Linked DNA regions of Homo sapiens: region 1 is linked to region 2. A link is an interaction called in ENCODE POLR2A ChIA-PET data of the cell type or tissue named here. Cell type or tissue: MCF 10A. All regions are shown on one strand. Region 1 has its middle 18 kb from the start of CYB5D2. Region 2 overlaps ANKFY1 (ankyrin repeat and FYVE domain containing 1).

The links. ChIA-PET counts read pairs that join two places held together with the same protein. Peaks named below come from ENCODE experiments on the same cell type or tissue, not always from the same donor. Only the 100,000 strongest peaks of a DNase experiment are listed, where the experiment ranks them.
Region 1: POLR2A ChIA-PET joins it to region 2 with 6 read pairs; 1 of 35 experiments calls an interaction of 5 or more read pairs at or near these places.

What each region holds. Positions count from the first base shown.
Region 1 is chr17:4,160,301-4,162,800 of GRCh38, reverse strand. No RefSeq gene overlaps it. Among named protein-coding and RNA genes, the nearest start is that of CYB5D2, 18 kb to the right of the region's middle. In MCF 10A, a CTCF peak has its summit at 1,563; DNase peaks (open chromatin) are centred at 1,010 and 1,350.
Region 2 is chr17:4,229,121-4,231,620 of GRCh38, reverse strand. All of the region lies in intron 3 of ANKFY1 (ankyrin repeat and FYVE domain containing 1), which reads left to right. Among named protein-coding and RNA genes, the nearest start is that of ANKFY1, 34 kb to the left of the region's middle. In MCF 10A, no CTCF peak of the experiment used is centred here; a DNase peak (open chromatin) is centred at 1,300.

The sequences.
Region 1 (2,500 bases), 69 kb after region 2:
TAACTGACAGGGTTGCCTGGAGGAAGGTGATCAGTAATGTGTCCTTCTCATCCAAGTACCCGGATTCTGGTGTGTGCACCGCAGGCTCTTCTGGCAGTATCTGCTGCCACCGGAAGAAATCTGGGGGCTCTGGCAGTAGGAAGTACTCTCAAGGCTAGGGTCCAGCCTAGGGTTGTTGCCCTTCTCTGAGGCACCCACAGACTTCTGAGCAGGCACAGTCCTAACCTCCCCATTGGGGCCAGCTTTCAGAGTACAGCTTTGCCTAGAGCAAAGTGAGTGTGGGGCGGGGCGGGGGTCACGCAGTGGCTCAGCTGTGACCAAAAAACGTCAGACTCTTCACTCTTAGATGTTTATAGAAAACTGTAATCTCAGAATGAAAAGGCAAATGTTGAAACTTCTTTCAAGATGACTTCTTTATTTTTGGGTTTTGTTTGTTTGTTTTGGGAGAGTCTCTCTCTGTCGCCCAGGCTGGAGTGCAGTGGTGTGATCTCGGCTCACTGCAGCCTCCACCTCCCCAGTAGCTAGGACTGCAGATGCGTACCACCACACCCAGCTAATTTTTGTATTTTAGTAGAGATGGGGTTTCACCATGTTGGCCGGGCTGGCCTCCATCGAACTCCTGGCTTCAAGAGATCCGCCCACCTTGGGCTCCCAAAGTGCTGGGATTATAAGCGCCCGGCCTCCTTCACAATGTTGGAGTGGAGTGCAGCTGCAAAGGCTTTGCCTTGACACTGTGCTCACTGGTGTGGCAGAGATCAGACTCGCATCACAAAGCCCAGCTCTGTCACCCGACGGTTGATGTAACTATTAGAAGAGGTGGGGAGATATTTATGCCCCTTTTCTGGGCCATAAAATGGGAACTTCTCAAGGCAGGCATAGAGATTAAATGAGAACAAGGCCTGGCCCAGCATAGTTGCCCAATATGTATGTTTTCTCCTTCCCTTCCTTCTGCCAGCAAGTCTAACTGCATGCTCAGCCTAAGCTGAGCTTATCTGTGGCTTCCATCAGGGCCTTGCCCTTCCTCCCCCATGGTTTTGCCCAGGGCCACCTGTACTGGAGAGGGAAAGGCCAGGCATTTCTCCAGTAATTACCAGCTTCTCATGGCTGAGCCCTTCAGGCCATTAAAATGACAACCTACTCTTGCTGAACCTAATTCTTTGCTGAATCCTTTGCCCTGACATGAGAGATGTGTTACCAGATTAAGTAGGAAGGTAAGTACCATAAGGTAAGTATCAAAAAGGAAATGAATTCTCAACTGAGCAAGGAACAGAGCAGGCTGCTGAAGCCAGCCAAGTCTGTCCTGGAGCCTGCACGCAGGGCTCTTGCATCAGTCAGAGATCAGGTACCCTCTAGGCACGGCCAGAGCCCGCAGCTGGCTGGAATGACTAATGCTCCTTTTTGTTTGTTTGTTTTTTGAAGGATCAGAACATCTTGGGACCTGGCCCTCACACTCTCCCTGCATTCCTACCGCAAGGACAGCCTCTGGCTGCTCTACTGGGTTTATTCCACCATACTATAAGCCCCCTGAGGTCGGAAGCCTTGCTTCCTCGACCACCCAACCCTAACGTGATGCCTGGCACATAGTAGGTTCTTGGTAAGTTATTTGCTGAATGACTAAGGAGGACTAAATCATGGGCAGTAACTAGTTTCCAGTTAGCATGGAGTTGGGGGCTGTTTCTGGTTAATAGAGAAGTCTCAGCACTGAGCTCAGGGACTGCCTAGAACTCAGAAGAAAATCCTAATTTCAGCTCTTCTTTCTGTCTGCTCCTGGTCCTGCCCCAGGGAGGGCAGAGACATACAGAAATATGGAGGAGTGAAAATGGCACCGAATCAGGCATCCAGAGCTTTGAGTTCTAGGCTCAGGTCCATGCTCAGTGACTTAAGTTCTATGTGCCTTTATTGCCTTATCTCCAAAAAGTGCGGTGGCTCACGCCTGTAATCCCAGCACTTTGGGAGGCCGAGGTGGGCAGATTGCTTGAGCCCAGGAGTTGGAGACCAGGCTGGGCAACAAGGTAAAACCCCATCTCTACAAAAATAAAAAACTAGCCGGGCATGCTGGTACGTGCCCATCATCCCAGCTACTCGGGAGGCTGAAGTGGCAGAATCTTTTTGAGCCCGGGAGGTCAAGGCTGCAGTGAGCTATGATCACGCCACTGCACTCCAGCCTGGGCAACAGAGTAAGACCCTGTCTCAAAAAAAGAAACAACTCTGCACGAACTTCCCACACGCTAGGTGCGGTGGATATAGGGGTACAGCGCTGAGTAAAGTGGATTATAGGGGCATGGTGCTGAGTCACGTGGATATAGGGGTGAGGAGCTGAGTCACATGGATATGGGGTAAGGCTCTGAGTCATGTAGATATAGGGGTACAGCGCTGAGTAATGTGGATTATAGGGGTACGGCACTGAGTAAAGTGGATTATAGGGGTACGGAGCTGAGTTGCGTGAATGTAGGGGTACAGCGCTGAGTTGTGGATATAGGGGCACAGAGCCGAGTCGTGG
Region 2 (2,500 bases):
CAGGCATTATATACACTTTAAAGGTGTTTGGATATATGAATCATACCTTGTTCAAAAAAGTGAAATGTTTGTACCTGATATGATCCACTGATGAAGGCACAATCACTTCTGTAGGATTCTTTTTTTGTTTTTGAGATAGGGTCTCACTGTGTCGCCCAGGCTGGAATGCAGTGACACTATCGCGGCTCACTGAAGCCTTGAACTCCTGGGCTCAAGAGATCCTCCCACCTCAGCCTCTCAAGTAGCTGGGAGTACAGGTGTTCACCACCATCCCTGGCTAATTGTTTAATAGAGATGGGCTCTTGCTGTGTTGCCAAGGCTGGTCTCAAACTCCTGGGCTCAGATGATCCTCCTGCCTTGGCTACCCAAAGTGTTGGAATTTCAGGCATGAGCCACTCTGCCTGGCTCTTGTATAGGATTTTTGCCATTAATGCATAACCTCAATCTACTCATGAGAAAACATCAGACCCAAATTGAGGGACATTTCTCAAAATAATCAGCCAGAGTGTTTCTCAAACATGTCAAGGTTATGAAAAACAAGAATGGTTTAGGAAGTATTACAGATTGGGTGAGACTAACACTGAATGCAGTGTAGAATCCTCAGTTGGATTCTGGCCATAAAAAGGGTATTACTGGTAAAATTGGCAAAATAGGGCCTATAATTAGTTAATGGTATTGGTATTGTATGTATTACGTAGTTACCTAATTTTGATCATTGTACTATGGTTATATAAGCTGTATTAATAATAGGGGAAGATGAGTAAAGGGCATATGGGGATGCTCTGCAGCTTTTCTCAAAGTATGAAAGTATCTGAAAATGTAAACAAAGTAGAAATTTGCTTTTTTATTTCTTACTAAGGTATCTTTAAATATATGAAGTGATATGTTAATTAGCTTATAACCATTTCATAGTGCATACATATATCAAAACATGTCATACATTAACTCTATATAATTTTTGTCTGTTAAACCCTAATAAAAAAGAATAAAAGATAAAAGTTTATAAAGATACTGATTGACCAAGTGGGAAGAGAAAGAATATGACTGTTAGCTCAGCAAAGCATAACAAATCTGAGTCCACAAGGAAAGTATTATATTTACTTCTTGGTGAAGTAAAGCAATTTGCTTCTAGCAAAATGATCTGTTTATGGCCTCTCTGTAGCACTTTACCAGTAGCAGCTGACACGATGAGAGGTTCCAATGGATTAGAATGGCTGTTTTGAAGCTAGAGTTTGTTGCATACTTTCTCAAGCAAAGATCTTACAGTTCCTTGGCATAAGGGCTCAGGGTATGAGTCATTCAGCTCTCCTGGAATGTGTCCTGGATAGTGTCAAGCCATTCCAAACAGCAGAAAACATCCTCCTTTATTCCTTTTCACTCTGGTTGGGAAAGCTATCCCCTGAAGCACCATCTGGAAAGCTTGCACTCTGCAGTGGAAAGGGCATAGTTTCCCAAACTGTGTACTCGGGGAGCTGTGTGCTATTTAAATTTTTAAGAGAAGCACAGCAATATTCAACATCTGTTGGCTACTGTGTGAACTACTAGGTTAAGGCTGTTCAGTTTCAGTATTAAATCATACTGTGTTCCTTCGATGACATCCACGGGAAGTTTAGAATATGCTCACAAAAAGGAGTAAAAAAGAATATGCTCACAAATTCTTTGCTATTTCTCCCTGCAAAGGTGGATTCAAATTCTCCTCTTCAGTATAGGCTGATTCACCTCTAATGAATGGAGTGTGGTAGAAGTGGCAGCATGTGACTTGAGAGATGGCTTCATCGAAGGCACTGTGGCTTCTTCCTAGCTCTCTCTTTTGGATTGCTCATTTTGGGGGAACGTTAGCGGCCATGTCATGAGGACACTCAAACAGCCTTGTGGCCTCCTGCCAGCAGCTGAGTCCCATGCCCAAAGATTCTCTCAGAGCTCAAAATAATCTATTTTATCTGCGGTTATATTCTTTACTTAATCCTCATACTGCTTTTGGGTTTTTCTCACCAATCTTTGGTTATGTTAAGTTTGTGTTTGTGTTGGCTTATTGCAGATTTGGTTTAGGTTCATTGTTCTTTTAATTTTTATTTATATTTAGCCAATTCAATAATTTCTTTTTATCTGTATTAAATCTTTCTTTGAAATTCCTTTGAATTATTTTTTCTTTTTGAGTTGAATTACTATCTTTTATCTCATTTTCTTTTTTTTTTTTGAGACAGAGCCTCACTCTGTCACCCAGGCTGGAGTGCAGTGGTGTGATCTCAGCTCACTGCAACCTCCACCTCCTGGGCTCAAGTGATTCTCCTGCTTCAGCCTCCTGAGTAGCTGGGATTACAGGTGCCCGCCACCACGCCTGGCTAATTTTTGTATTTTTAGTAGAGATGGGGTTTTGCCACGTTGGCCATGCCGGTCTTGAACTCCTGACCTCAGGTGATCCACCCACTGCGGCCCCCCAAAGTGCTGGGATCACAGGTGTGAGCCACCATGCCTGGCCTCATTTTCTAATAAGGTTAAG